Regions from separate parts of the Homo sapiens genome. Here region 2 is linked to region 1. The links are chromatin loops, found by intact Hi-C in ENCODE. Cell type or tissue: endothelial cell of umbilical vein. All regions are shown on one strand. Each heading gives the region's core, and the rest is flanking DNA. Links, peaks and the distances in the headings are about the cores only.

Region 1 (16,805 bases), core at 4,321-12,320:
GGCATTCACTGAATCTTTGTTCAAAGGCAAGTTGATATTGTAGCATAGTATTTATCACTCAGAGTATTGTAGATCTGCCATGGAAGTCTTATGCCGTTGTTCTAAAAGTATAATAGATAAATAGTGAGAATGAAAGACCCATTTCAACTCTTGATAGCACCAAAAGCATAAAGACAGACACAGGTTGCTTCTTCTCCTTGAGGTAATTGTTGGAACATGGCATGGCATTACACCGTGATCTGGGCAACCTGTCTGAACCAGTCAGAAGTGGAGAGAAGGAAAGAGAGTGGGCATCAGAACATTAGGTCCAGAAGAGGATATGATCAGCACAGTTGAAGCCAGAGAGAAGGAAAATGTCAGATTTCATGGAATAGCAACAAAAGAGTTTGAGATCACATATGACACATACCCTGAGGACACTCAGAATCTTCTGGAAGGATTTTGAGGAGTGATTTGAGGAACTCCCACAAAAACATAGGAAGAGTAGAGTCAGGAAAATAGTTTTATAACTGCCTAAGGTTGGCATTTTCTAAGATAACTGGGCAACTGTTATTTGTGACTTATAATGAATAATAGATATTAATTCACTGTGGCCAGAAGGTGCATATATCTTTTATCCTAGTAGTACCTTATAAAATGTAAAAGAATAAACACTTTTTGCATAAATGCATAAATGTGTGTGTCTGATGCTAGATATTAGGGATATCATCTTTTAAAAAAAGGAAGTTGCATGATTATGGTAGCACTAAAGTGCTCTTGAATTAGTTGGTCTCCTAATACTATTTGGTGTAACCAAATTTAACTCAATATCTCATCTAGGACAATATGGCCATGGAAAGAGGACTGTGCAAACACGTTTCCTTCAGCTTATAAAGGGAATGAGAAATGAGTGTAATACAGACAGTAATTTGGTACACTTGGAAATCCAGAAATTCACACACACACACACAAACACACACACACGTGCACATGCATGCACACTCCTCTTGAATATATACCAGCCCTAGAAAGCTCAGTCCTTTTCAGCTTGGCGATGCCACTGGTATCCAGCACCCCAGGAAGTCACTTTCTCTGAATGCTCCTGGCTAAAATGCGGAGATTCTGCAAATTACTTCTGTAATGGGCAATGGAGAGGAAAAAGTGGATGAAATTCAACATAGGAAAAGCCAATTTGAGTACTATAAAATGTTTTCTAATGATGGAGTCTATTAGGTCTTGAAATAATCTCAGCAGGAGAATGTGAAGGCTGTAGCAAAAAAAAAGGACTTAAAAAACTGCAATAAAAATTTTGATTTAAACTGTCAATAGGGCAAATGTCTGCAGCAGATGAAAGGCAGGACCTTCAGAACATTACCAGGGTTATAACACTTTTTGAAAACTTATGTGTTAAAGAATAAAACCTTACAATTTACTGCTGTGTGCCGGAAAGTAAAGGAAACTGTAGTTTCAAAGAACTGTTATTTTCTTTCTATAAGAAAAATCAGTTTAATCTTCAAAAATATGTTTTCTCAACACAAACAATGCGAGGCAGGATGGTCTGGAGCTAAAAAGCAGTGGATGTGAGTCTGCCGTAATTAGAGTTTGTCTAATATCTCATGTTTTTAAAAACAACTCAAGAATTTTTGAGTTTCCACAATGAATGGAAGTTTTGCTGATGACCACACAGTGGGCAGACCTAAGTCCTGCTGTTGCTCTATTAAGAATTTGGCTCTTTCCTTTCTAGGTTTTACAAGCAATGTGTTCATATACATAAATAACCACAATCTCATTTGTAAAGAGAAAATAAAGAAAAAGTTTATGTACAGAGTGCACTGTGGAGACTTCACATAAGCCCTGGAGGGTCCTCTGAGACTTTCATTTCTTTCTTTCACAAAAGCAGAAGATGAAGTTTAAGTGCCTTCCTGTGTATTTAATTTAAAGATACCAGCCACTCTATTGTTCAGAACTAAGTCCTAAAAACAAAAACAAAAACAAAAACAAAAACAAACAAACAAAAAACCCCCCAAAAACGGCTCCTTATTCCTCAGACACCATCCATGCATGAGGTGATGAACATTTTAGGATTTTAGAAGTAGGCACTACTGTAATCTATTTCACAGAATTTACTACCCTTTTTGCTAAATGGCTACAGAGAATTGATGAAGTTCATGCCGTCTCTTTTAAAGCTATTGAAACTCTTCAGTTGTGAAAATAGCCTAATGAAAGTAGCCTCTTTATCCTCCTCCTGCACTTGCAGACTGGTCTGGAATGAATATCTCACATAGGTAGGCATAGCCTCAATGTGTTTTGGGGGCTATTTGGGTGGAAATAGAAAAACCTCAGAGTGAGACAGAATCAGTCTAGAGGTAAACAGGCTGCAAATGCTGGCAGCTGTGCCGTTACAAATAAGCCTGCATTCCCCACTGTCGTCTCACTTATCAATTTTGACAGGTGACTGTCTTGGCTCCTTAGAACATTTATCAAGGAGGACACATTGTGCTGAATGTCAAGCTTGCCCAAATGACTTTGGTCAGTGGTTGGCTATAAAGAAAATTTGGCTCATAACCACTTGTCACGCATGGGAAAGATAACAGTTGACTTAAATAATGTGTGCTTATTTTAAAAAGCCCTTATTTACTTATTTGACTCAATCCTCTTCTATTCTCAACGTTCTAGTTATTTTCATATCCCAACTGGTCTATAAAAATTGGCCCCTCATTTATTGCTTTTCTTTGGGTTTTGTTCCTGCAAATTCCTACAAAAATGGGTCTATCTGGAATGCTAATCTGACCTCCATCACACTTCTTCTAATATGGAATTGCTGTCCCATTACCTGTAGCGTAAAGTCCAAGTTTCTCATTATGAAAAGGCTTTTCCTTATATGGTCCTGCCCATGGTCCAGTCATGTCTTTCTTCACTTCTTGTAACATAATTCTCCTGTTAGACTGACCTATTTGCATTTCCTGGAACCTCCTGTGCTTGTCAGTGCCTTCACCTTTCCATTTGCTCTTGCCTTAAATGTCTGCCTGGTCAAAATTCTGCTCAGGTATCATTTCCTCACTGCCCATTTCCCAAAGAGTCAGCCACTGACTTCTCTGTACCACATCTGTATTTTATTATTGTGAATGTCTCACGGTAGTGTAATTATATATGTCTTCCCGTTTCCACATCTACATCTAACAGAAGACAGTGCCTTATTTATTTTGGCTTACCAATGTTCAGCATTGAACCTGAAACTGTATTGCTCAAAAATATTTATTGCTGAACTTAATTGGGTCACTATGGCTTTCAGATAGCTGAAAGGAAAGCATCAGTATATTACAGTAGAAGTGGAAGTCATTTCAAAATCTTTGGATGTAAGAGCAAAATTTAGTAAAATATCAAAAAAATTTAACACTGTGTATTTAATTACATATTATGGGAATACCATGATCTGTGTTTGTATGCATAAGAATTAGACTGTGAAGCAGCAAAATTTTATATCTTTGACTACTTATGTGCATAAAGTTGTAAAACTAAGAACTGAGACAAATGTCTGATAGTAGGGTGTGTGAAACTTAAAAAGCAGTGAAAAACAAGTATTTTATAAATATTTTGCAAAAATTTCTTCAATTTGTGTTTATGTTTAATAACAACATTAATTTATTTTGTCAGGACTTTCCTTATGCTCCACATTCCAACAATTACCATCATGTTTTAAAATAAGCAAGGCAACTCTTCGTGCATTGGAAATTATGAGAAATCCTTGGAAAATGAAAAGCAGAAGGGATTATGTTAAAGCCTTAAGCTAAGGCAAGATCAAATGAGAACCAAGAGGTTTATTCTCCAGCACTTGTGAACCAGAGAGTCTCTGAGCTTGGAGATTCCAGACAAATGGGATGAAGGGGTGCCATGCACACTGAGGATTCCTGCAGCCCCATCCTCCCTGCCAGCTCAGAATGCCAAGAGCCACAGGTCAGCTCTCTTAAGCCTCCCCATAGCTCTAAGACATATGGTTTTAGTAGCCCCACATTTAGATACAGGAAACTAGCTTTAGTCCAGATAGAGCTGTCCTAGAATTGGAAGGAAGGGCAGTGTGGTATTATGGAGGCAAAGGAGAAAGAGCCTCTCAGGAACATGCAATGGCCAAGTACACCAGGTGTTGTTGAGATTATAAGGTAGTGGAAGGTAGGACTGGATTTGGTCTTTCAACTATTTCTCATCATCCTCAAATCAGATTTCAATGGGTTGAGAAATAAATGAGATTTTTTAAAAATGGCAGAGAATCAAAGTACTATTTTACGATGTTTGGGAAAAGGGACAATAGAGAATATGAAAGTCAAATATACAAATGGGCTTAATTTGAATTTTTTTTTTTGATGAAGGACACTTGAATATATTCAGACCTACTATGTTTCTCAGAGCATTCTTCCTTGTGCATGGCTCTGAATCATGTTTCAAGTGCTTGTACTCGGACCCTATCATCCACAAGGTATGGAGTTTCTTTTCCATTTTTTCCTTTCTTCATAAATATTCTCTACTATAGGTGATGAAATTGAGACTTACAATGGTTAAATGATGGAATAGAGATATATAACAAATCTACGTAGATCTGTCTATACCTATATCTATCTTACATATCTATATTCCATCATTTATATGGTTTCATATGTGTATATGTGGCATATACTTACACTATGAGTTTATATATACATACATATATATTTACATATATTTCACATATGTGTCAGCCATGATATTACATGTTCTTATATATTATCTCATATAATCCTATGAAGTATGTATTATTAATATTATCTTTTCACAGGTAAAGAACCTGAGTGTCAGAGACGTCTCACAAGTACTAAGCAGTGAAGCTTGATTTGAGTTCACTTCAGGCTGATTCCAGAAATAGTGAAATATAATTCCTCCTCAAATAAGCGATACAATTAGACCTCTAGTTTGTTGGTAATAAAATTTTGAAAGTCTGTCTTTGGCCTTTTTCTCTCCCCTGGGACTCTCTCATCCAGGCCTGGTATCTCCCTGAGTGCTGTATTGCAATAGCGGCCCACTCAGCATCTTTATATGCATGTCTAAGAGGTCTCTGAAACCCAATGTGCCCTAAAACTCCTGATTTTTGCCTCCTAATTCCCCACACCACACTTTCCCTCCCTCAGTTTTCCTCCTTTTAGGAAATAGCTATCTAATAGCTCAACTTCAAAAATGAAGAAGCTGCTTTCAACTCCTTTGTTTTCCTTATTCCCATAATTAGTCAATCAGCAATAATGTCTGTCATGTTTCAAAAATATTCACTGGCTTCTCTTCCCTTCTACTAACTGACCAAATCACCATCTGCTCTCACCTGAATTAACACAATCACCTCTTACTTACCACCTTTCTCTGTGTCCTTACCAAACTTGACAGTGTATTCGCCAAAAGGCAGCCAAAGTTATATTTTTAAAATAGAAATTAAAATAAAATAAAATATAAAAATAGAAATCATGCTGTTTCCTTCTTAAATCCCTCTAATATCCTTTTATTTCACTTATAATAAAATCCATAAGCCTTATGATTTGCAAGGTCCTGAATTATCGGGCCTGTAATTCTCCCCTGTCTTCTATAAACACCATTCCAACAACTCTGGCCTTTTTCTTTGCGTAGTACATTGAGCTCCTTCTTTCCTAAGGGACTCTGAACTCTATACTTTCCCTTTCTGTAGATGAGCATCTGCTCTGGAGCCAGGCTACCACAATGTGAATACCAGCTCCTCCATTAACCCACTATGAACAGTTCTTGACCTTTTCTCTGCCTCAGTTCTTTCATATGTAAAATGGGAATAGTTATAATACCTGTCTCATACTGTTGTAGTAAAGCTTAAATGAGTTAATATGCCATTGGGATTTTGATAGGAATTGCATTGAATCTGTAGATCACTTTTGGGTAGTACAGACATTCTAAGAATATTAATTCTTCCAGTCCAGGAACATGAGATGTCTTTCCATTTGTCTGTGTCTGCTTTAATTTATTTCAATATTATTTTATGCATTTCAGGGTACAAGTTATTTGCCTCCTTGGCTATACTTATTCCTAAGTATTTTATCTTTAATGCTGTTGTGAATGAAATTGTTTTCTTAATTTCCTTTTCAGACAGTTCCTTGTTAGTGTACAGAAGTGCAACTAATTTTTATATGTTGATTTTGTATCCTGCAACTTTACTAAATATGTTTATGGCATAGGTTGTGGTGATGATTTCATAAGTGTATACTTCTCTCCAAGCTCATCAAGCTGTACACATTAAACATGCACAGATTTTATATGTTCATACCTCTATAAAGTGGCTTAAAAATGAGTACATGAGTCAATATACACTAGTACTTTCCAGCAAGGGATAGTTGTTGTTATTGGTGAAGATTATTATTCCTTTTGATCTTTGTGTGGGTGGTTCTTTCTTTCAGTTTTCAGCTTTCAGAGATGCCTTCTTTGGCTATTCTGTCTGTACTTGTCCCATACTGGAATTTCACACTATTTTCTTCCTAACACTATCTTCATCTGAGATTTTCTTACTTCTCTTAATTTTTATTGCTTCTTTCCATTTTGAATACAAACTCCAGGAGAGCAGTGGCACCATGTTGTTGCCCCCTGTGTTCCCAGTACCTGAGACAGTCTCTAATACGAACTAGGTGCTTAATAAATATTTGCTGAGCAATGTGTGAAGTCACAGGCTCCAACTAACACTTAAAGGCTGACATTCTTAGCTCTGAACTCCACTGAGCTCACTATGTTTGGCTGTAACTCCATGTGTCCATCTACTTTCTAGACGCTTCCACGTGAATGTTCCCATGTCTCAAATTGTCCACAAGCAAACCTATAGCTATGCTCCTTCTCCAGCATTTTCTTCCTCAGTCAACAGCATCTACATGAGAGGGACCTTTCAGCTAATTGGGAAAACTGGCAGCCATTTTTCTCTCAGGGCCACGAAATGATGGCATATATCTGAATATATACATATCTACCATGTATGTGCCAGTCAGGACTACACGTTCTCATATATTATCACATTTAATATTAACAAATATGTATTATTAATACTATCTTCTTTTCACAGATAAGGAACCCGAGGCTCAGAGGGGTCACACAGGACTAAGCACTGGAGTCTGATTTGAGTGCACTTCAGGCTGATTCCAAATATACCTAAATACAACTTCTCTTCCAATAAGAGTGATACAATTAGATGTCTAGTATCTTGGGAATAAAAGTTTTTGAAGGAATGACTTGTAAATTATTGGGCAAGTTATTTATAGGGAAGAGTGAATGAGGACTTAATGAGGGGAATTTATTTCATATAGTTGGAATATGAGCAAAATAATTTGGGGAATAGAAAGTCTTCTAGAATCCTTTTCACATGATTGATCTGATACTAATCAGCTACTGATCATTTTGAATTATAATATTATGAACGTCTATACTTTATTACCATACAGCTATGCACATGTTTAAGACCATTAAGGAAAGTGACAGGAAATGACCCTAAAGCTAATTTCCCAACATCTGAGAGAACGTATGGCTTTCTTTTCTTTTGGCAGACATAAAGAATAGAACCTGCATATAAAACGGCCAGTCCAGTATTGAAGTGGTGATAATGTTAATTCATTTCCTTCTGTAAGAATCAGATAGTAAAACTAATTGAATATTCACATGTGCTGCCACCTATATGAATTAATCTATGTCTGTGAATTAGTTTACCCATCCTACACTCGGTTGTATTGCATGAGAATGCATTCCAAAAAAATATGTTAAGGTGAATAAATCTAAAAGCTCATCATTTGGGAGACTTAGACCTTCAAGTTAACCCAGAAAAAAGTAAGTCATGGAAAGTCTGCTGGTCATGCAAATTATCTGAGTGAGACAAAGAGAAGTTTGGAGTCCCTTTCACTTTCATTTTGGAGGGAGAGATTTTGTTAATTTCTTTGTCTATCAGACAGGAAGTGATTAAATCATTATTAACTAAAAACATTTAGTGATGTCTCCACACAGGGAATCAGTTTTCTTTTGAATTTCCCAACTGCATTGCTCACATGCTCTTAAAGCATATTTACAACCTTTGCTTAAAAGGATTTGTAACTGTCTTTACTTGGCAGATAGCCATGTACAAGTCAAAGGAAGGAAAAATTCTTTAAGGATTATGAACTTCCTGGCTGCAAAAAAGGCTCAACAGCTGTCAGTGGATCCTCTAGTTACTCATAAACATTCCCTTGGAAAAACACTACCCTTCCAACGGCTATTTAGGAGTCTTAGGCCTCTCTCATAAGATAAACCACAGGTAATCACATAATATGTAGGATGTATTAGTTTTAATTTGTTTATAAAAACAAAGTGAAATACTATATCCTCTTGACAATTACACAGTCTAGGAAAGAACACATACTCAATTACATGCCAAAGGGGAAACTGAATAATGAAATACCAATAACAAGCATACAGTCCTTTTAAAATAATAAAAAAATCATTTCTTAAGAGAAAGAAGAAATTCTTGCCCAGCACTTGCCATTAACTAGCTGTGACAGGTGAATATTTAACCTTCACAGGCTTCAGTTTCCTCTGTCAAGTACATCTGATGTGCTTCTATAGCCTCCTTATGGTTCATATGCACCATGTCAAAGTTCTCTTCATTTTAACTCTCTTTGGTCCAAATATGATGTAATCGTTTTTAATCCATATGTGTTTTTCCATTATTTCAAATTTCTATCTCTAATATCTCTTATTGTGCCTTGATTACTAAAGAACTCTATTCATCTTATACAATGTATAACTTTTTTTTCCCAACAAGCTTTCTACAGCAAATTCCTATTTGGTAACTGCTTCTTATAGAATCCTTCATTCCTACTGAGAAGAATCTGGGACTTTAAAAACCTGGTATGCTCAAGAGAGCAAAAAGAGCAAATGGTGTCAATGTGTTTTACAGAATGAAGAAAAAGTATCAGATTTAACTTCTAACATTTTGCTACTATTGAAATGTTTTGCTAACAAATAGAAATATGAAAAGAGAATATCTGTAAGAGGGCAAGAACAATGAAATGAAAGCACAGGCAAAAGAATATTTGAGAGACTGGTCAATTTTAACTTCGGCTGGTGAATAACTTCTACTGCAGAGCTCCAACTTACAATTAGATTTCGGTTCCAAAACTGTGACTTCTATAATAGCTTGCATCAACACCAAATACAAACATATGTTGCCTTAAATGTCTTATTTTAAGTAATGAAATATGGACATTTAAAATTCAACGATGTCTAGAAGTGCTGTATCTCAGTTCAAGCCAAGTGGTTATCAGCTTTGTGCCTTCATCTTCACATTCTCCTAATCTGTTTCATTTATGATGACTACAGGCGTAGATTATTTGTTGTTGTATTTAAAAATATTACCATCCAGTGCTTCATCTGTAAACATCATTATTACTGCTGACATCTTTCTCTGGGTTTGAAATGAGCCAAAAGATTTATTTGCTCCATCAACACACTTTAAACATGCTACCAGCCAATAATGCGGCTGAGTTAGAGGCTGTGTGTGTGTGTGTGTGTGTGTGTGTGTGTGTGTGTGTGTGTGTCTGTATTTAGGCATGTTTACTGGAAAAGTAAATAATAATTTCAAATTTAAACTACAAAAATATGATCATATTTTCTCTCATATTTAATTTGAAGAACAAAACAACTTTCTGAAAAAGTGAGAGGTATATCCAAAGAGTCTCAGTTCTAAATCCTTTTCGAGATTTATGCTTTAGCTTTGCTAGCCTGCAAGTGTCTTTAAGATTTAGTCATTGCTTCAATCATTCTACCATGTGCAGAGTACTTGGAAGAGAGGGATGCATAAAACAAGGTCAGCCATATTGAAGAAGGTTAGAGACTTTTGGCGGAACCCAAAGTAAGAAAAAACAATAATGGCACATAAGGCAAATGGAAGAGAGGGCAGAGGCCAGAATCTAAGCATTTTTAAAGAAGAATTCAGTACTTCTTTAAGTGAAAAACTGTAACCATATCTTTTGTTTGTCAAATATTTAAGAGTTAAAAAAACTTTTTTGCTTTTGTGTTCTTATTTCTACCTCCGTCATGAAATCAATGGTATAGAACAGTGTGGAGGAAGAGAAGAGGGGATATTCTAGGCAGAGGAAAGCAAGAACAAAAACAAAAAACCAAGAAAACGTCATCCCTGGGGAACTGCAGGCAGTTTGTGTGTGCAGAAGCACAGCGTTCCCACATCACACTTGGATTAGTGGGAGGTGAGCACAGAGAGGCAGATGGGGGGAAGTGCCTCATGTGCTATGGAGTTTACATTTCATTATATAGGCCTGAGTTTTCCAAACTGGAATGTCAGGGGAGCCAGAAAACTACAATTTAAGCACTTTGCATCTTCCTGGAGTATCAATTTGTGAAAGTGGGTGTGGGGAAACCACAATATATCTACTAAGAGGTAAAACGCAAATTTCAAAAGAAAATGAAGCACAAAACTGGCATGAAATTGTTCTTTAGGCCCTACACCCAGACTTGGTGGGCTAAGACCCCTCACGTTCCTCATTTTTCCTCTATGAAAAGGCATTGAAGAGCATTGGTAGAAGCAATAAAAAAAAAATCACTGAAGAATTTTCAGCAGAGGAGTGACACGATCATTCATAGTAAGAAAGAGATGGAGGTGGCAGAGACTAAGATCAGGAAGACGTGAGGGGACTACTGCTTCAGAGGAATTGGGGATAGGGCCTGGCTGTGAAGATGCACCAGGCTCAACTGAGAACATTTTGTGGATGTTGGAGGTGAGAAGTAGGAAGGAATCAGGGCTGCTGTCAGCTTTCTGGTCTGTGCCACTTTACCTAGAAAGCAAGTTTGTTTTAAGGATTAGAGGTGATCTCTAAAGCACGTAGTTGAGAGCCCAGCAACACCGTAAATGCTCAGAACACAGTAACTCTTAGAATTGTGCAGCTGATGAGGCTGTTAAACAGGACAGCATAGAAGAACAAGCAGATTTGGGGCAGAGCATGCTTAATTTAGGAGGCATTTCCTGATTTCATTTAAAATGTCCTTCAACTTTGAAAATTCAAATCTCTTAAAACTTATCTGTTTTTTTTCAACCTTATGCTTATGGACCTATATTTGAATATACAGTTGACATGGAAGTAGGTATACATTACATACTAACTATAATGTTAAGCCCATTTACTATGTTGATGAAACTATATTATTTCCATAAACTGGATATTTATTCCAAGCACCTTTTATTTATTTATATAGAGTTGGGGGTCTTGCTTTGTCACCCAGGCTGGAGCACAGTGGTGTGATCAGAGCTCACTACAGCCTCTAACTCCTGGGATCAATAATCCTCCCACCTCAGTCTCTTGACTAGGTGGGACCACAGATGCATGCCACCATGCCCAGTTAATTATTTTTTTTGTAGATACGGGGTCTCACTACATAGGCCAGACTGGTCTCAAACTCCTGGCCTCAAGCCATGCTCCTTTTAAAATGTGCTTTAAATAAAGGTTATATAATAATAAAGGAAATACGCCCACTTAATACTAATGATACTACTCTCATATATTGCTTGTAAGAATAATTTAATACATCTTTTCTTGGAAAGCAATTTTTTAATAAATATTTATCTGAAGTATTATAAACTATTCTTGTGCATTGATACAATAATTTTACTTTGGGAAAATTTTCTCAGGGAGATAACTCTGAAATGCAGACAAAGACTTATGCATAAAGCAGTTAATTATAGCTCTTAATGATTTAAATAAAATCTGGAAAAATTGCTGAAACCCCCAAAAATGGCAAAATTGCACTCATACAGTGTACATAGAAGAGGAAAACACACACAAAATATAAACTGTGGTTATCTTAGGTGGTACAATTTCCATCATATTTAAAAATTGTATTTTGGATCTGAAATGCATAGATTGGATTTACTGGTTCTCTTTTATTTATATTCAGTTACACTGAACTGGATTATTTAATAGACAGTGAATATTGGTAAATGCAATATGTAACCAGAAACCAGAGTATTATCAATAGCTTATGCCCTTGAAGGAGAAGGAGAACTGTAATCCTAATATAAAACACATCATCTTTAGGATTCCACTCATTCATTTCAGAGACAATGTGATATAGTGAAGAAAAAATTCAAACTAGGATTATTTTCTGTATTTTTAAATTAACAAATATGTATTATATGTAAATAAAGTAATTTATTTTCTAGTTTTTACAGACTGCATCTTCCATTTCAAATTGGTAAATGTATATGAGCTAACTTGCTCTGAATGCTAAAGCTAAAGTCAGAGATAATACGGAGAGGTGTGCTACTTGATACCAGTTGAGATATATGGTTACTACACATAGACCAGTGTGAGGCCATGTGAGTGTGTGGGCTTTCTCTGTAACAACTAAAAAAAAATGTGGGTTGATATGTTTAAACTGTTAGAATACTCGTAAAAGTTTTTAAGGATTTGACCATGAATTTGTCTCACTTTGCTTATATGAGTTACATTCTAGAAATAGATGCAGACCAATCACTCCACAGCCAACACTGGTTGTTCTGTGGAGCACACAGGTGGAATATGATTCATTCAAGAGACAGATCTAGAACTGGGGCCACACTCCTAGTCTGTTTCCTTCCACTCTATTTTATTGCCTCTGAAAAGAATATTAGAATCTTTAATATGAATTTTGCTTTATATTGTAAAAGACAGCTCTCCTTTTTCTGCCACTATGAAAACAGTTTTTGAAAGCAGAATAGAAGTCACTGGAAAATATGATTTGATATGCAAATATGCACCTTAAACACAACCTTTCACAGACACCTTTCAGTAATGCAAGGAAATCCTCTGAATGTGTATCATAAGTATCTTCAAACAAAAATTGAATGTCGGCATTTTGATAAAAGTCATATATGTAGTATAAGGAATCTTTATTTTATATCTAGATCCCTGGTAAAATAAATGTGCCCATGCTTACCTGGTTTAATAACCAACTTGGAAGGTTCAATTTACTTTTCATTGTTTTCTTAGGAAATAAGGTTTAGTGTTGTCACAATCAGTGAGGCAAAAGACAGATTTGCTTCTTATTTGTTTTATGAAATTACATGAACAAATTAATAGCAATACTAATCTTGTTTCGTTCAGTAAGAAATCGGAAAGAATTATAATACTGTGGTAACTGTTGCCAACTTTGTGGCATTTTTCTTTCTAGTCACAATGCAAGACTTACAAGAAAATAAAAAGGAATCTCAATTTAGGGAAATCATGCAATTTAATAAACTTAAGTATTCAATTTAAGAAATTCTGCTTGGAATGTTAGGATTATACAACATGTGATTATGAAGTATCTGTCTCAACTAAAGTTCAATAAGTATAAAAGCAGGACAACCACACAATGTATTGTCTAGGATACTTTCGAAAGTAAAAAAAAAAAAAGCTGCTATTCATAATGAGCCATACATCAAGACTGTTTAGGGCAAACCAGGATGTATAGGTACCCTAACAGACCAGAACCCCCGTCATTCTTTAACTACATAAATTAGCATGTCTATCTACCAGGGTTCACCAGCTTACGCATTTGTGGTAAAACACGCATATGTTCCTTGGTAAAATAGAAACAATAAAAATCCCAATTTTCTTCCTTTACAAACTGGCTCAGGTATACACTTAAATCCATTTCCTCTAATTACTAGACAAATTGATATCCTATGAAAAAAGACTTTCTTACTTTATTTCAAATTGTTATTCTCCATCAGCCTTCTTCTCCTCTCCCCCAATTTAGCACTTTGTACTTGTTTTGGGGACTTATAAAATAAGAATAGTAGCAGCAATGTTTATTCATTCATCACACAAATACTACTGAGGACTCACTGTGTGCCAGGGCATGTGCTGGGCCCTCCTGGTGATGTGCAGATAATTACAAGTGGTCACTTCTATTATGAAAGACTATCCATTTAGAAGAATAGACAAGTACATAAATGACTATAGCCTGGGGCATAATCTAAACGACAGAAAATATTTACAGAATGCGGTGTGGGAGTTCAGTGGTGGGAAAGATTGCGGTACATGGCAGGAGGACATCATGGAATGCTTCTGATGGAGTGATGCTTGACTCTTGTCTTTGAATGATAGCAGAGATTGTCAGAAAAGCATTCCAGAGGCACAGCAGCCCATGAGCAAAGGCACAAAGAAAGGAAAGCACACAGCTTCCTCTGAGTATTGTTGTGCTGTGGAGTTTGACCCCAAGGTGCTGGAAAGGTGAGGTGGTGAGAGGGTTCCAAGGACCCTCAATGCCAGGCAGAGGATTTCAGAATTAATTCAAGGAACAGAGTCATACAAGATGATAAACAAAGGAGTAAACCAATGAGAGTCACACTTGAGAAGGTTTGATCTGGCAGTGGTGAATAGGACAGCCTGCAAAGACTAGGGACTGGCTACAAGACACCAAAAACTAGCCTAAAGGTAGAACATTGTTGGAAACAAAGGGAAGGCAGCAGTGATAAGGAGAAACATGCCACAGAGCATCTGGAAATACTAGCTCCGATATATGATCACTTATTGGTTTGGCCTACATGACTAAGATTCTCATCTGAAATATTTGAGAAAATGGTGGTGACATTAATAGGCTCCTCAGTGAACCAACTCCAGACTGACAGAATACCATCTTATCTTTAATGCTCAGGTAATAAAAAATTTTCACACTTCATCCAGATCAGTTTTCAATTCAGTAAATTTCCCAAAGGAACGGCACTTATGAAGGTGATTTTTTTAATGGATTATTTTACTGCCCCAGTAGTAAGTGATATAAAATTATTTTAGCTATTTCATTAATGATTCTAAAATGTGACTAACAAGCGGAAGAAAAGGGACTAAGTGGAAGACATTCAGTGAGTTAAACAAATCTAAATATGCTACTCTTTTATACTCTATACACTATTTTCTCGTTTATCTACTTCAACATACAGATAACATATGGTCTCTTTATCAATTATGTTTCATACCCATCATGTTTCTTCCATCACTGGCTTTCAAACTCTTTGATAGGTTTGCCTCTCTCAAGATCAGAGATGGACAGAGCCATCTCTGAATGGACAGAGACAGCCCCCGCTGGCTAGTGGGGGAAGCGCTTATTTCCCTGTCTGTTGCAGTGCTTCTCACATATGCTGATTGAGCCCTTGTTCAACAAGTAATAAAGGGGGTACAAGTGTTTGTTAGAGAACATGCCAAATTTATACCAAATATGAGATTCTATGATTTTATAAGGTGGCCAGTAAAGATAAATTTTCATGGAGACCATTAGCTTTCTACTACATTACTTATGTCTCCCTATTTTTCACCCTCTTTGCCCTTTCCTTACAAGTGTTTGAGACAAAAATGGCATTAGGATTAAAACTCCTGACTCCAAGAACAAATACCTGCTGGAAAGCAAGAGGGCATTTGTTATAACTGGACAGTGGTCCCAAGTTCTTTTCCACTTCCCTTTGTATGGAAAAGAGGAAAGGGACTGAGTGGCTCAGAAGTTGGTCCATGCAGACACCAATGGGAACCCTCATTTATTCCTTCATGAAATATGCGTTGAGCACCCACTGTGAAACAGACCATGTGATACAATGATAAGCAAGGCAGATAAAGCTGCTGCCCTCAGAGCCTTAAGATCCATATAGCTCTATACATGCATCATGCTAGGGACTTGTTTTTTTTTCAACACTGGCTTCACAAATCATGAAGTTGCTCAAAAAATATGATAGAATGTAGTTAATAATTATCCTCTTGTTATTTTTTGAATGAAAATTTCCCTGATTCATGATTCTCTTTTCTTTATGTAAGAGAGAGATTATATACTTAAAGTCTCACAAATATTCAGCACATATTTGCAGGGATCTAGCTCCAGGAAATACATTTTGCAAAATGACACTTCTCAGCACAGCACAAGGATTTACTTATGCCTTGCATAAGGACTGCCAAGAGGAAGCTAATTAATATGCTAAGTGCTCACTCCTATTTATAGACACTGGTCCAAGTTTGGTTTTCGGTTAACATGTACATAGAACTCTGACATATATTTATCCTCTCTTTTCCACTTTTAATACCTCTTCAAGCAAAGTTCTAAATTTTTTTGGCTTACGTTTTTATGATATTGGACGCATAAAGGGTACTTATTTCAGCCTTTTGTATATGTTTCTTTGCCTGATCATTGAGGGAGAAGTAAAAATGATTTCAAGTGATATTTCTAAGTGATAAAAATCTGCAGGCACAGAACTGTTGCTTGTCTTGACTAACATGATGTTTTATACTATCTAAATTTTTCGTGTATTGGTTTCTGACCCCTCTATCAGCATTAGCATTGACTTTTGAGAGTTAACAGCAAATGCTGTAGATAATTCAACATCTTCCTTGCACTCAGGCAGTTGCAAACATATCTTTATTAGGAGTTGGGCAAAAAGATCTCTATGTTTCTTAAAACCTTTCCCTTTAAATTATTTCTAGTAGAGGTTGGATTTGAGATCTGCCTCTACTTGCTAAGGGCTATTTATGATTTATTTCAACCTTTAGCTGGCTCTAGGGGGAAAAATGAATAAAGTTGAAACTAAAAGGAGGAGAAGCTTAATCCTTAGTGAAATTCCAGTGGCATGGAACACCCTGACTCTTACGATGGGTGCATTGTTAAATTTGTATATGTTTATTTTTTCTCAAAAATAAAATTAAACTCATTTATCATTTTTAATTAGAGAACAAGTGCCATCATTTTTTAAAGAGAACAAGTTTCAAGCTGTGAGTCTTTTAATGTAGACTGGTCTCTGAGACTTTTCTGAAGCACAATGTGGAAATTTT
Region 2 (16,805 bases), core at 4,990-12,989, 410 kb before region 1:
CTTGTCCTCAAAGAACATACAGCCAAATGGGCAAGACAGTTAAATAAATAGCGTATCATGTTTAAGTACAAGGCTAGGGAATGGTACTAATGCTATGATGGTACCAGAGAAGTTACCTTAGCTAATTTTGAGGGCAGAAGCTCAAGGAAGGATTCCTGCAGGTCATGGTGTGTGAACTGCTTGGCTTTTTTATGAAGCTGCAAGTAATAAATCTACGGATGAATACACTTGGAAATGATAATGCGGATAACTCTGGAGGGGAGTTGAAGAGAGGAAAGAGGCTTGACAGCAACTACCATGGTTTATTCCATGTCTTCCTATATTTTGAGAGTGTGTTACAGTAAGAATCTATTTACCCATGGTAAAAAGTATACAAAAATCTAAAAAAGAAAGAGAATTTCTCTTCCCTTAGAATGGCCTTTCAAATATTTGAAGATGGATCTCTTGCTCCAGGCTAAACCGCAGCTCTCAGAGTGGAATGTCATAATATATGTGAGATGCCCTGTGAAGTGCTTGCCATAGGACTTAAACAGATGTTTGCTTCAACCCTCTTCTCTGTCTCTCCCTCTGTCACCAGAAGAAGAGGTCCATCTTAGTTTTTGCCTTTGGGTTATGCTTTTGTTTTTTATATATCTCTTTTTAAAATGGAACCTATTTCTTTAGGGTATCAATGGAACAGAGTTAATCACTGAAAAAGTACAGTTATATAATCAGCTAAATAGGGCTGAATGTAAGGCTTCTGGTGATGCACACTGTATTTATCTGGGTAAGCTAAAGTTGTAGAAACAAGAGAGAAACTGAATTAAAGAACACAGCAGCTTATTTCTCTTTCCTGTGGTAGTCAGAGGTGAATGTTCTAATCTGGTGGGGAGTGCTGCTCCACTTGGTCATTTTGGGATTCAGGTGCCTTCTGGTGTGCTGTTCTGCCATCCTTTAGGGCCTTGGAATCATCTTAGTTGAAGCTGATAGCAGCCATGGATGGGTTCTAGCTAGAAAGGTAGGAAAAGACAGCAAGGAGAAAGCAGACCCACCGTGGGCTCAGAAGTAGCACACATCACTTCCAGTTTGGTTCCATTGGCAATAACTTAGTCATATGACTGCACCTGCTACAGGGGACACTGGGGAATGTGGTCTGCTTAGACAGCCATGTAACTTGCTATAATTCAATTACAATGGAGGAAGAATATATTTTATTAAATGGCTAGCAGTTTCTGCCACACACTTCTAAGTTGCATTAACTTTCCTTAAACATTTTACTAGCTCACAATTAGTTTATAAAAATTAAATATTGCTAAAAAGATTCTAACTGGTCTTACATTTCTTTGGTATGATTTATTCTCTCAAAGTTATTATGCACTTAGTTTTACATAAAAATATTACAGTGGACATTAAATCAATTTATGTCATTTCAAATTAGCTTTCAATACTTATAAAATTATATATTTCTACATTGGAGTCATTCTTATGTATGTATTCTTCTTTCTCACTTAACGTTATTTCATGTACACATTTTCTTCTAATTTTGCCACTCCATAGAATTGCCTTTAATATCATAAAATAGTGTTCCATTACCTTTATGGCTGCATATTTTCGGATATTGATTTGTTTCTTTTTGTATCTTCCCTTTTCATTCCTCCAATTCAAGCAGGTAGCCTGCACTCCCTTGCTGCCCCAGAGAGATGTATGTCAGGTGGAGAGCAGAAGCAATGTATAGTCTTCTGGACTTTGTTTCCAGAAGCCTAAGCCCATACTGGAACTTGGAATGTTTACTGAAGTTATGTAAGTGTCCAGGGGATTTGCCAAAGACAAAAAGAAAGTAAGAAAGTATTTCTGCGAGTATAATTTCCCAAGGCCAAAAAGGAGGCCAGAGGATGGGAGAGAGGTGGAGAAAGAGGCCTGTGGGTCCCTGAGTAATGGGGATCCAGTCCTACTTGATGGCAACAGAGGTGGGGAGATGGAAAGCAGAGACAGCTCAGGCCTTGGCAAGGGTCTGGATGGCCCAAGAGCGCCATGGAGCAGTAGGGCCCTGGGTCCTTACAGGCTGTGCAGACAAATGTCCTGGGACAGAAGGGCCCACCCTATCCCCTGGACATTGCCACTGTATAAGAGTCCTGAAACTTTCTAGGGAGGTGAAAAATTTTCGAGAATGACTGAGATTATATTTTTTGCCTGCTTGGCAGATTTAGATCTCAAAGTCAGAAGTTGAACCGAGTTATAGAAAATAGACATTTCCTGCACATCTAAGTTTGGAAACTGATTTTGATATCTGCTGCTTAAGTGTGGATTGCTTAATCATCCTTTGGCTGTGTCCAGGCTTTTCTTATAAGCTAACAAGGAAATGGGGCCCCCATTCTAAATTTATATGATTGAGTTTTAGAACTTATATCCAGACTTTATATTATATGCTGCTAAATTTAATCTTGTTGGTTTTGACTCATTATTTCCATCTGTGGGAATAATTTTAAAAACTGATTTTATCATCTAGAATATCTATTTCTCTGTTTTGTGTTATTTGCAGAAATGACCAAACGACAGTGCATTCTGTTTTCACTGAAATGGTAACTAGAAATGTAGGGAAGGCCAGGAACAGAGATAGCATGCGGCTGCTGCTGTGGATCCCTTTTCAGTTTTAATATGTATTGCATCCTTTCTGAGTTTTGTTACTCGTTCCATTTGAGTCTACATAACTGTACTCTTATTGAGACTATAGTTCCTTTTTTTCACCACAGATATTGTGTATGATGTTATTTACTGCTTTGGTGATAAACATCTGTTTATTCATCATCTGTTCATATTAAGCCACACATAAGCATTTGTGTGGTGGCAGCAGAGGTGAGTGAAGAACGTACCAATGTAATGCATTGTCCTGAGTGGAATATTTCTTATCCTCATGAGGTCCCCAACGTTCATGGAATCAGTCACATACCGAATGTACTTCATGACACTGCCTGGTGAAGGTTTGCTTTGTAAGGAACAGTTAGAAAACTGCTGAAAATTGTTTTCCCTGGGCGGGGTGGTGGTAGGATTATGGATGATTTTTATTTTTTATATTGTATATTTCTGAAATGTTTGAATTTTATACTTGAATTATATTTATCTATCCATTCATTTATTCATTAAAAAATATACAGGTGTAATGGCTTGTGCCTATAGTCCCAGCTACTTAGGAGGCTGAGGTGGGAGGATTACTTGAACCCAGGAGTTTGAGGCTGCAGTGAGCTATGATCATGCCATTGCACTCCAGCCTGGGTGATAGAGTGAGACCCCATCTCTTAAAAAAAAAGAAACGCAGAACCCCCCAAAATATAATGAAAGATTATATGTGCTGGGCACTTGAGATACAGTGGTGAGCAAAATCAGATATGGTCCATTCCCCCATGGAATTTAGTGTCTAGTGGCCAGATAATAGGGCCTAGAGGCTCATACGTGTTCTGGAATCGGAATGCGTGGATTCAAATTCCAGTCTGCCATTCATTAGCTATTAATCTTGGTCAAGTTCCTTAACTAGTATTCTCCAGTTTTTTCATTTATAAAATGGGGATAATAACTGCAACTCCTCACCTCCTTGCTTAACTGGGTTGTTATGAGAATTAAGTGGAAAAATTTGTAAAACATTTGATGTGGTAGTATGTGGAATACAGTTTTTATTGTGCATGAGTATTAGTGAGGGAGACAGACATTAATTACATGTTCATACAAATACATGTGAAGCAGTAACTGTGACAGGTACTTCATGGAGTGGTTTATGGTGCCAAAGAGGGGGCAAGGGACTACAGCTGGGATTCCGATCTGGTCAGGGACGTGTTCCTAAAGAAGTGGTGAGTGAGCTATGAGTTAATTATCACAAAAACCAATCAAGATGTAAATATCCTTTCTAGAAAAACCCTGGAAAAGATAGGTTGTGAGCAAGGCTGCATAATAGGTTGATTAATTGCCTCTTTGGTAATATCTGCTGGTTGTCTGAGATTTTATGCAGAGTAGTCTTTGGTGGATAGCATGAGAGATATAAGAAGCAGAACATAGCTCAGAAGAAAGGGTCAGAGGGAATAAAGTGAAAGGATCAGGACTCCAGTCTGTTGGTTGCAGTGAGGTGGAGTCCACTTCCATTTGGGCAGGTCAGACACTTCTCATGTGGTTTGATGCAGAAGCTGCAGCTTGATGCTGTCAAGGGGCCTTGGTGTCCTAATTCCAACATCAGGATATTAGACAAAGGCACAGGAGCTACAGATTATTTCTAGGCCAAACGTGTTATTGGGGAGGAAGCTACATTAGCAGTGTCCTCCAAGGGTAACAAAGTGTGCTCTCAGATTACAAATTTATTGGATTTAACAGGATGTTTTCAAAAAAAGGTCTTAGAAGTTTATTAAATTTGGCCAAATTTAAGCAAGCATCTTTATTGTAGGCATTTCAAAAACCTTTACTATGCTAATGGGCATTAGGAATCTCCCAAAGGGAGTTTCTCATGGCTTAAACCATCAGTCCCCTTGGTCATGGGCTATCACGGAATGTCTTGCAGGGCTAGTTATGAGAAGCACACACTGGAAAATATCCTCAGATGTTGTCAAGGCTGGCTGTCAGTGGCCCACGGACAAAGAAGGCTATAGCAGGGAGAGCCTGGAAGGACCTGCCAGAAGGAGCAGGGACCGACTAGACCATCGTTAAGACTAGAAACGACCAGGAGAGGGCAGATGCAGAGTGCAGTGAAGACAGGGAGGGGCAACATCTGGGAGGAAAAGTGGGCTCCAGGAAAAACAGAGAACTTATGCCCTGACTCCCAGATGCCATCAATTACAAGTAGACTGCATTGGGCCCCAGGGAACACAGTGCTGGAGGCTATGGGGGCCTCTGCATCTTGTTTCTACTAGGTTTTGTTCATCATCACAAGCAACACAGAGCTCACATTTTGGGGAATGATGGGCAGAATAAAGCTAAGCCTGCTCCTTTTCTATCACGTTTTCCAGGTTCTCAAAGCTATCAAATCAAGAGTTTTCCTGAGATATAGTGCCCAAGGGTTTAAGATTCCCATTATTCTGAAAGTGAGAGTGTTCTGGTCTCTGACTTAATGTTTATGAGTCCTTAGGTGTTACTGATACTGATTTCCTCATCGCCAGCTCCTGGGTCTGGACTCTTGGCCTCATTTAATACTGGTGTAAAGCTGCCTCACAATACTTCAAGTACCTTGGACTCCTATTTTTGATTTTAGTTTTCTACTTCCATTTTCTGATTATAAAAGTAACAAATATTCATTGCCTGAAAGTTCATAAAAATGTAACATCGAGGCAAAAAATACCCATAATCTTACCAGTGAGAGACAAGCAGTGTTGGTAGATAGCCATCTGGTACTTTCTCTCTGATTTTATTTTTTCATAAATCAAGATTATTTGTGATTCAATTTTGTATCCTGCTTCCCTCCCACTTAATCTTATGCCATGCCTTTTTCTATGTTATTCAAGAGTCTTTAGAAACATAATTTTTAGTGGCTGCCTCATATGTTAAAGATGGAAGTATTGTAATTTACTTAGCTGTTCAATTTCCTCTTAACCATATTTGTTCTTTTCCTAATCTGAATGTCTTTCTTTTTGGTGAAGACAGGGGCTGTTAAGGACTCTTGTTTCTTATTCATATATTACTATTACACAGTTTTTCTCAAGAAGTGGGCTCATTCCTTCCATTTTCATTGATTTATTGAGCATGGTTAGCCTTCGTGTTGTCTTAGCATTTTCTCCTAAGCTTTAGCTCACGGTGCTATTTAACTTTCCTGTCCTAATCTTACCGATGCTACTCACTTGCCCTTCATTCTATCTTTGGTACATGCCCTTTCAAAACATCAATCTATTAGAAATTTCCCTGTATAGAAGCTTGGGATAGTTCCAGTTGGTGCTGAGACACATACTTCTTTGAATAGTTCTGCCTAACCAGCTGAAACTTTCAGTAATTTGCCATGTTACTACTCAAAGTGTTGGGAAATTCAATTTTTGGCCTCTCTTCCTGGCTTGTAGACAGCCCCTTCTCATTTTGTCTTCATGTGGCCTTTTTTCTATGCTTGAGGAGAGAGAGAGAGAGAGAGAGAGAGAGAGAGAGAGAGAGAGGAGGCGGAAGGCAGGAGAGGGGAGGAGAGGGGAGAAGAGGAGAAGGGAGAGGAGAGAGAAGAGATCTGGTGTCTCTTCTCCTTCTTATAGTCACCAGTCCTGTTGGATTAGGGCCCCACCCCTATGACCTTTAAAGAGTTAATTATCTCTTTATTTTATAAATTTAAAAAATTTTATTTTTGAGACTGTCTTGCTCTGTCACCCAGGCTGGAGTGCAGTGGCACACTCTTGGCTCACTGCAACCTCCACCTCCCAGGTTCAAGTGATTCTCCTGCCCAGCCTCTCGAGTAGCTGGGATTATAGGCGTGCACTCCCACGCTCAACTAATTTTTGTATTTTTAGTGGAGACGGGGTTTCACCATGTTGGCCAGGCTGGTCTCGAACTCCTGACCTCAAGTGATCTGCCCACCTCAGCCTCCCAAAGTGCTGTGATCACAGGTGTGAGCCACTGCATCTGGCCTGCTGGGTCATATGGAAATTCTATTTTTAATTTCTTTAGGAACCTCCATACTGTTTTCCACAATGGCTGCATCAATCTACATTATCACCAACAGTGTACAAGAGTCCCCCCGCCCTTTTTTCATACCTTCTCCAATATTTGTTATCTCTTGACTTTTTGATAATAGCCATCTGAGAAGGTGTGAGGTGATATCTCATAGCGGCTTTGATTTACATTTCCCAGATGATTAATTATATTGAGCACCTTTCATATACTTTTTGGCCACTTCAATGTCTTCTTTGGTGAAATATGTATTCAGGTCCGTTGCCCATTTAAAAAATTGGGTTATTTGTTTTTGTGCTATTGAGTTGTATGAGTTCTTCATAAATTTTGGATATTAACTCCTTATCAGATATATGGTTTGCAAACATTTATCCCAATCTGTAGGTTGCCATTTCATTCCGTTGATTGTCTTCTTTACTGTTCAGCTTTCTAATCTGATGTAGCACCATTTATTTATTTTTGCTTTTGTAACCTTTTTTGAACTTTTGGAGTTATATATTTAAAAAAACAATTATTGCTGAAGTCAGTGTCAAGGGGCTTTTCCCTTACGACCTCTTTTAGGAGCTGTATGTTTTCAGGTGTTTGCGAATAGGGGAGAGAGACTGAACTCAATTTTTCTGAAACAAAAGGTAGGAGAGTTTTTAAACACAGAGTGAGCTAGCAGAAAAGTATTGGTGGACATTGGGGATGGGGGAATTGTCAATGTGATTAGGTCATCACATTGTGTCTGCAAATAGTTGCTTATCAAGTTAGGCTCCCATGCTCCCACAGAGACTGAGAGATAGGAGCTCTGTCCTTTCTTGATGATTGTGTTTCAAAAGGATGACTCCCAGGTCCTTGAGAAAGGCATTCCTGGGTTGTGAAACTGGCAGGAGGCTGGGAGAAGATTTACATCTCTAAGGGGCAGAGAAAGAATTTATAATTGCAAATTTTCTAAAGTAAATGCTCCAAGGAAAGGGAAGTCAGGGGCTATAGTCAGGAGGAAATCTGTCTAAAGTTGAGTAGAGCTGAAGGGACTGTTAAGGACTTCTTGGTCAGTGTGTGTGTGTGTGTGTGTGTGTGTGTGTGTGTGTGTGTGTTTCTTTTCAACTGACAAGGCTCAATAAAAATTAACAGAGGCCTTTCCTCTTCAGGGCTCATCTGTTGCATTTCTGGGGTTCTGTTGGATGTTAGAGGGTGGGTGGATGGCCCCATGGAGCAGATGGGAGGCAGCAGGGTGAGGAGGCCAGGAGAAACATTCCTAGGTGGAAAGCCTCTGGGATTATGATGGGTCTCTATGTAAACTGCCCGTGCTTTGATTCTCTTCCTCCAGTAAAAAAAAAAAAAAAAAAAAAAAAAAAAAAAAAAAAAAAAAAAAAAAAAAAATTTAGTTCTTAAATAAATTACACATTTTGTAATTACAAAAAACAAAAATAAACAGATAATTAATTAAATAATAAATGAAAGAAGTGCAAAAATCATCCCCTTCCCAAATCCCTGCATGATGTGAGTTTAAAAATCAACTGCATACAGGTACCCACCTCCAAGCTCTCCCTCCCTCTTTATAAACAGCGCTGGAAATATCCAGGAGACCTGGCAAAAAATCGAATTTTGCCATACAAATAAACAATAAGCTTCTTCTGCCTGTGAGAACCTGCCATCCTAAAGCACAAAGGAACCAGGCCGGGACAGATGCACACAGACTCCATGCAGTCGCGGGGGCGTTCAGGAGCATTTTCCGTCTACTGATGCTTGAGGGACTGGGCCGGCTGGGCCCGGTGCGCGCAAAGGTGTAGTGCAGGGATGCCAGGTGGGCGTGCTGTCGGCAAGGAGCCCGTAATGGTTGTAGTTAAATTGGGGAAGTGATGAAGGCTAATTAAAAAGCACTTAGGCTTGGAAAACAGGAAGCAGAACTCCGCGGCGGGGAGGCGACAGCGTGGCCGGCCCGGCGCCAGCAAGAGTCAGACTGCTGGGAGGGTGGGGGCCTCGCCAGCATGGGCGCCGGGCCAGCGCTCCCAGCCTGCACCGCCGTGCGCAACGGCGACCCCTGGGCAGGGGCGGAAACGCCCGGCTCTGCAGCCTGCCCAGCGCCGCGCTGCTGCTGGTTTCCTCTTCCTTGCAGATTGTGTTCAAACCCATTGCTAATTGTGTCAGTAAACAACAGACACAATTTTCTCTTTGCAGAGAGGTTGGGCAGCGGCGTTTGAACGTTGAGCAAAGCCTTTCCATTCACCTGTAAAATAGAATCAAAGGCTGGACGCCGTGGCTTACGCCTGTAATCCCAACACTTTGGGAGGCCAAGGTGGGAGGATCGCTTGAGCCTAGGAGTTCGGCCTTGGCAACATAGCAAGACTCATTTTCTATAATACAAAAAAATAAAAAAATTGGCCGTGTGGGCTGGCTCGCACCTGTGGTTCCAGCTGCTCGGGAGGCCAAGGTGGGAGGATCAGCTGAGCCCTGGAGGTGGAGGCTGCAGTGAGCCGAGATCCCACTAATGTACTCCAGCCTGGGCGACAGAGCTGAGGTAGGATTAGAGGTGGTGGTGTCAGAAGCTGTTGAATGATGGTGATGGGGGCGATCACAAAATTCTGACTCTTTGATTCTGAGTTTGGTTAGTATGCTAGCTTTTATTTTTCAGGTCTGATTAGTAGCTGAGTGTGTGCCAACTGATTTCCAGACGCTGACATCCTGTTTCATTAGCTTTTTTTTTTTTTTTTTTTTTTTTTTTTGAGACGGAGTCTCGCTCTATCGCCCAGGCTGGAGTGTGTGGCGCAATGCAACCTCTCTCTCCCGGGTTTAAGTGATTCTCCTGCGTCAGCCTTCCGGTAGCTGGGACTGCAGGTCCGCACCACCACGCTGGGCAAATTTTTGTATTTTCAGTAGAGACGGGGTTTCGCCATGTTGGCCAGGCTGGTCTTGAACTCGTGGTCTCAAGTGATCCGCCCACCTCAGCCTCCCAAAGTGCTGGGATTACAGGTGTGAGCCACCGCGCCCGGCCTCCAGTAGGTGTTTTGAGGTTTAGGGTGCTGAGTTATGAACTACTAGACTAGTGGGATGCCCTCTTCCTTGGGCACCTTGGAAAATGCTGTCATTGCTAGGTAATTAGAGAATCTACTTGACCAAATTCTCTGTACAAGGCCCAGTCAAAATGATCATATTCTAGTTTTTATGAATACACCAGTGAATTTTAATCTTGTCAAGCAAACAAAAAACAAACGTATTTTTGGGGTATCAACTACATTTCTTTACTAAAAGCTCTGAAGTTAAAGATAAGCAAGCCTTGATTTTCCACTGGGAAAGCCATTTGGAAATTTACCATTTACATACATGTAGCATCTCGTTGGACAGAGATATAAACCCTGATGTACTTTCAGAAATCCTGTAATACTGTAAAAATGCTGTAAAGACCACGGAGAACATTAAACATACGAATCCAGAAAGTGAAAGTAGATTATGAGGCAGACTTTTAATAAGCATATATTCAAGTAATCTACATGAGGGCAGAGTTTTTGCCCATTGAATTCCCTGCTTTATCCCTAAGTGGGTCTGGAACAATGTCTGGTACGCAAAAGGAATTCAATTAACATTTTTTGAGTAAGTGAACGAAGTCTGTGCTTATCTCTAAGGTAGTTACTTAAGATGCAAGAATCTTATTTCAATAATGGTGTTATCGTTCAAACTATTTTTCAGAAGGAACTTTTCTTTAGGAATTTCCTTTAATACTAGTCCCATTCCTTTACAGCCATATTTTGATTTTTACATCAAATCAATGCATTCTGAGTGAAAGAGTTTACGTGTATTATTTATCAGACATAGAGCCAAATCACTTTCTCAGTTCATTCTCAGAGGCTGAATTTACCATCCTGAAGGTTATTAAAGAATGCCATAGGCGCTAAAGGCAGGTCTTCAAGAGGCATGCCAAAATGTTTGCATTAATAAAGCTTCATTGCAAAAAGTGTCTAACTTCCTGAGATGAATACCTTGAAAGGAATAGAGCTCATCTGATTTTTTCTTGTGTGTTTGATAGAAAATCAATTCCATTACTCATATTTATATTATACTCCTGGAAAGAGCTTAAGTGCTTTTGATTGAGTAAAGAAAGAGGGATAAGGATTGTTTATTCTTTACCACTACTCTTCCAAAGATTTTAAGCTAGCTGAGAATAGAAGCTATTTCTTCCTATTGATTAAATTTCCATTCTCTTATCATTTTATCCATTCCTATTCACTTCCAGAAATTTCAGAATCTTTTATTTCCCCATGCTTTAGAAGTATGTTATATATTTTAAATTTTTTATTTCATATTTAAAAATATTTTGTAGTCTATTTAGATTAAAGAGAGCAGATTCAACATATAGCTATAATCCAAATTCTACTATAATGAAAGTAAATGTTTTTTTTTCCCCAGGCATTTCAGTTTCAAACTGTGTATCACTTATGAAAATATGCGTAAAACATACATGTAGAAACGTAATGAATTGTCATAAAATAAATCCTATGTAACCATGATCTAAATTAAGAAAATGTACATTATCAGTATCTTGGAAGTTCTCCTGGCTGCCCGTTCCTAATGAAAGCTCACTCCCTCTCCACTAAAGATAACCAGTATCTTCTTATTTTTGGTGGTGATTACTTTGTTGTACTTTTCCATCCAAGTAGGCATCTATTAACACCATGGATTACTTTTGCTTATTTTTGAACTTTACAGAATTACGCATAAGGTATATCAGAGATTCCTTTCTATCAGCATCATGCTTATATGATTTATCCATGTTATTTCTCTTCCTTGCTTAGAATTCCATTGTATAAAAGTTGACAACAGTTGATCTGTTCTACTACTGATGAACATTTGGATTGTTTCCAGGTTTTGGTTATTGTGATGTGTGATGCTATGATAGGAACACTTTAGTAGGTGTCTCCTTGTACACATGTGCCTGTATTCCTGTTAGTATATAGCTAGGAGTGGAATTGCTGGCTCATAGGGTATGCAATTTAGACTCCTAACAACACCATAAGACAGTTTCTCTTATTCTGTACCCTTGACAACAGTGGGTATTTTCAGTCTTTAAGATTTTTATATTCTTATGGATCCTGCACATTTGTTCTTCCTTTTCAAAGCTGTTTTCGCTCTTCAGGTCATTTGCATTTCTATATGAGATTTAGGATAGGTTTATCAATTTATACAAAAATATCCTGCTGCAATTTTGAATAGGCATGCAATTAATTTGTAAGTCACTTTTGGGACAATTAACATTTATTATTGCCATGTATTTTTCTTTTACTTATGTTATAAACTGCATTATACATAGTTATTAGTTTTGTTTAATCAGTCAATTATTTAAAAATATTTATTATTTATTTGCATCAAGATATAATGTACATACTGTAAAATGCATCATTTTAAAATGTATATTTCAGTGGTTTTTAGTATGTTCGTTAGGTTGTGTAATCATCACCACTGTCTAACTCTAGAACATTTTCATCACCCCAAAAAGGAACCCCATACCTATTAGGGTCACTAATTATCTTTTAAAGAGATATAAAAAAAATTATATTTACTAGTATAGGTAACTCTTTCAGTGCTGTTCTTTTGTGTAGATTCATATTTGCATCTGGTATTATTTACCTTCTGCCTGAAGCAAATCCATGAACATTTCTTGTAATGTGTGTCTGCTCGTGATAAATCTACTCAGCTATTTTACTTTAATTTGTGAAGGCTGTCTTCACTCGGTACAGAATTCTAGGTTAATAATTTTTTCTTTTAGTACTTTTTAAAATATTGATGCACTGTCTTCTTGCCTTGCTCACATTCTTTCCAAAGAGAAATCTGCGGTCAGTCTTAGCTTCGTACGTAAAATATCTTTTAAAAAATCTGACTGCTTTATTTTATTATTTTTTTCTTTTGGAGAGGAAGCCTCACTCTTGTCCCCCAGGCTGGAGTGTGATGGCGCGATCTCGGCTCACTGCAACCTCCGCCTCCCAGGTTCAAGCGATTCTCCTGCCTCAGCCTCCTGAGTAGCTGGGATTACAGGCTCCTGCCACCACGCCCGGCTAATTTTTTTGTATTTTTAGTAGGGACGGGGTTTCACCGTGTTGGCCAGGCTGGTCTCGAACTCCTGACCTCAGGTGATCCGCCCGCCTCGGCCTCCCAAAGTGCTGGGATTACAGGTGTGAGACACCACGCCCAGCCCTTATAAATATTATTGAGCTTTGTTCTGGGATGCAATTAAGTTACTGGAAACAGTTGATCCTTTCAAACTTTGGGCATTTTTTAGGCAGGGACAGATTGGCATTTAGTATAGGACAAGTTATTTTCCATTATTGAGGCAAAATCCTTTTGAGTTCTCTACCCAATGCTGTGTCTACTAAGAGGTTTTCAGTTTGACTCATGGGCACAGACACTATTCTGGCCTGTGTGTGAACACTGAATACTGTTTCCTCTAAGCCTTTTGGATGGTTCTTTCCTTGGCCTTGGGTAGTGTCCTTTCATATGTCTGCTGATCGCTACTTTGCTGAATACTATGTAGAAAAGGACCCTCTGCAGATCTCTGGGATTATCTTCGTTCAACTCTTTCTTTTCTGACCCTGTAAACCCTGTTTGTCCTGTTCTCCCTGGGCTCTAAGCTCCATTTCCTCAACTAGAGCAGTCCTCTGGGCTCTGCCTGGCTTTCACCTCCCTGTTCTGTGGTCTACAGACTAAATTCAGGCAATGATAGATGTATCATATTTGATTTTTATCTCTCAGAGACTACTCTTCTTTGTCTGATGTCAACTTTTTTGCAAGCTCCTTTTTCATATACTTTGTCTTTTTATTGTTATATTTGTCTCCTTATTCTTTTAGATTTTCTACATATGCAGTCATATTGATTGTATAAAATAAAAGCTTATTTCTTTCTTTGCAATAGGTAGGTCTTTTATCTCCTGGCTCCACTGCAGTGGTTAGCACCTCCTGTATAATGTTTAATAAAAATATCTGTAATAGGTATATTTGTCTCATTTGCATCTTAAAGGGACTGCTTTCAACATTTTACCATTTGATATGGTGGATATTGTTGTTTTTGATAAGTAGGTTTAAGATTAGGAGCATTCCCTTCTATTTCGAGTTTGCAAAGATGTGTATGTGTCTGTGTGTGTGTTAAGTTGTAAATGGATGTTGACTATAATCAAATGCTTTTAATGCAGCTATTGAGATAATGAAATGATATTTCTCCTTTATTAACATGGTGAATTACACTGATTTTTTGGAATAGTAAACCAACCTTATATTCCTGGGATAAATTCAACTGGTCTATGGGGTGTATTTTTCTTTATAAAAAGTTGCTGATTTGGTTAGCTAATAGTTTGCTAAAGGTTTTAACATATGTGTTAAATTGGCCTGTCATTTTCTTTTCACATAATGTCCTTCCTTGTCAGTTTTTTGTAGTAAGGAAAAGCTAGCTACATAATTGTTCTGTTTTTTAAAAAATTTTCTGAAGGAGTTTGTTTAAAATTGGCATTATTTCTTTCCTAAATATTTAGGAGAATTTGCTGTTTGGTCAGGCATTTTTGCTTTTTTGGGAGAGCAAGGGGAAGGTTTAAAATGCAGATTCCATTTTTAAAATATAAGATTGCTTTGCTTTCTATCCTTCTTGTTTCAGTTACAATAGATAAGTTGTTTTTCTAAGATTTGTACATTTTATATAAATTTTCTAACTTATTGGCATAAAGTAGTGCATAATTTCCTTTTGTTATCTTTTTTATACCTAGGTAACATTTGTAGTGATGACTCTCTTTCTATTCTGATATTTGTTATTTGTATATTTTTTAAAATTAATCAGTCTCACTGGTTTTTGCTCAATCTTATTATATTAGTTCTTTTAGTACCAACTTTTTGCTTTGTGGATCTTCTCTACTGGTTATTTCTTTTCTACTTCATTAATTTCTGCTCTTATATTTATGATTCCTTTCCTTCTGTTATCTTGGTTTTATTTTCTGCTTTTAGGCTTGTTGAGATGGAAGCTTACTTGATTTTTAGTTTTTCTTCTTTTCTAAATATGTGTTTAAGATTATATTCCCTCTGAACTCAGCTTTAGTTGCATCCCACAAATTTTGGCAAATGGTATTTTTTTTTGTTATCATTCAGCTAAAAATCTACTCTAACTTCATTGTGATTTTTTCCCTTTTACTTATGAGTTATTTAGATGTTTATTACTTAATTTCCATATATTAGGTAATTTTCTGTTTTTTTTATTGATTTCAAGCTTAATTGCACTGTAATCAGAGAACAAACTCAGTATGATATCAGTGCTTTGAAATTTTTTTAGACTTGCTTTACCGCTCAGCATATAGACAAGTTTTGCAGATGATTTGTGTTTTTCAAAGGATTATTTGTTTCACAGTTGTTGGGTGCAGTTTTCAATAAATGTGCATTTGGGCAAATTACAGTCTTCACATTTATTTCATCTTTCTTGATTTCGTGTGGTGTTTCAAAATCACTACTGTGAGTGTAGATTTATATTTCTCCTTGTAGTTTTGTCAAGTTTTGCTTTAAAATTTTTGAGGTAATGTTACATGCATACAAATAGGGAACTGTTTGTCTTTCTGGTGAGTTGATTCTTTTAGAATAAAGTATACCATTTATTTCTATTTTTTCTTTAATAAGCTAACATCAACTTTCTTTGGATTAGTTTTTGCATTGTATTTATTTCACCTCCTTTCGCTCTTTCTGTATTCTTGCAGTTCAGATATATATTGCTTATACTTTTTTTAAAATTCAAATTTGAAAATATTCATCTTTAATTGTAGAACTTATTCATAGACATTTATTGTAATTATTCATGTACTTGGGTTAAAAAACACTTTAGTTTGAACATTTTAGTGTGTGCTTTCTATTTGCCCTACCTCTTTTTTGTCCCTCTTTTTTTCTCTTTTTTTGTCTTTCTTTAGGTTCATATTCTCCCTCTAGTTTGGAAGCTACATATTGTTTTATTAGTCTTTTATTACATATTACAACATACAAGCTTAGATTATAAGAGTCTAATGCTAATTGTTGCTCTTACTCTTTTCTCAGATAATACAAGAAGTTTAGGTCACTTTAACTTTAGTTTTATCAACTTGTCTTCTATTGTTGTCATGAATTAATGCTTCATATATTTGAAACTGTAGAAGACATTATTATGTTTTACAACAGTTTTTATAGTCAGTGTTCACTTGGATATATAAATGTGTTTACCATTTTTTCCAGTTTGCTATTTGTCTTTTAACATTTTTAATAGTATTTTTAAATCTTAGAAATGTTTAATTTTGTTATTGGCTGAATCAGTCATTTTCTTTAGGCCTCTGAGTCTTGCTTGGGAAGGTTTTCCCACACTGAGATTACAGAAATACTGCCCGTATTCTTATTTTTAATATTTAGACTTTTAATTCATCCAGATTTGTTTTCCTTTGTGGTGTGAAAGTAAGGATCTGACTTAACATTTTCCAGGTGGTTAGCAAAATGGCTCAGCCCTAGTAATTGACTATCCTCTTCTTTTGACCTGCAATACAACTTTATTATATAATCATTTCCTTTTAAACATGGGCCTTCTATTTTCTTGCCCCTACTATTTTACTTACCATGATATGCAATAATTAATATGGAACTACTGTGTGACAAAAACATTGTCTTGTAGTCTATAAGGATGGGTCATTATAGTTGAATAGGAATCTGATGGTTTTGGTGTTTTAATCACCAAACGTATATCCTGATAGAGATAAGCAGCAGAGCTCTCTGGAAAAAACTGTGGTGTAGGTGACAGAGATTGTCCTTTCTCCTTTCTTCTGAACAGCTTTCTAGATCTCTGGGGTTCCAGGGTCTTCAAGTAATCCCAGGCTACACAGGGCTCTTCCCCAGACCAGTTCTCTTAGAGCAATGTCTGTTTCTCTGAATCTATTTTTAAATCATTTCTACAAAATTCTACTCTCATAGGGTCTATGTTGGAAATCCTCTGAGAAAATAATTTATACTAGGGCAGTGATGACTGAAGAAGGTTTAATGTAGTCATAGCAAATGTGTGGCGTTATAACAATGGGCCTCCTCCTGCACCTAAAGTAAGTGGTCATGGTGTACTTTTCTGCTGATCTTGGACTTGACCTGAGAACTCGTTCCAAAACAACACTCCAGGATTCCTTAAAATTTCATCAGAATTTTCATGTGGGTTGGAATTAGTGTTCCACCCCTAGAATAATGTTTAATTTTCCCAGGAGAAACAGGCACTG

What was found. Hi-C counts contacts between places; a loop is a spot of excess contacts. Peaks named below come from ENCODE experiments on the same cell type or tissue, not always from the same donor. Only the 100,000 strongest peaks of a DNase experiment are listed, where the experiment ranks them.
Region 2: it touches region 1 in a loop (13-fold over the local background); 2 of 110 quality-filtered maps call a loop at or near these places.

The regions. Positions count from the first base shown.
Region 1 is chr12:41,513,375-41,530,179 of GRCh38, reverse strand. All of the region lies in intron 5 of PDZRN4 (PDZ domain containing ring finger 4), which reads right to left. Among named protein-coding and RNA genes, the nearest start is that of PDZRN4-AS1, 110 kb to the right of the region's middle. In endothelial cell of umbilical vein, for the core only: no CTCF peak of the experiment used is centred there; a DNase peak (open chromatin) is centred at 8,109; H3K4me3 peaks cover 211 bases; H3K27ac peaks cover 2,193 bases.
Region 2 is chr12:41,924,411-41,941,215 of GRCh38, reverse strand. No RefSeq gene overlaps it. Among named protein-coding and RNA genes, the nearest start is that of LINC02400, 170 kb to the right of the region's middle. In endothelial cell of umbilical vein, for the core only: no CTCF peak of the experiment used is centred there; a DNase peak (open chromatin) is centred at 8,525; H3K4me3 peaks cover 902 bases; H3K27ac peaks cover 711 bases.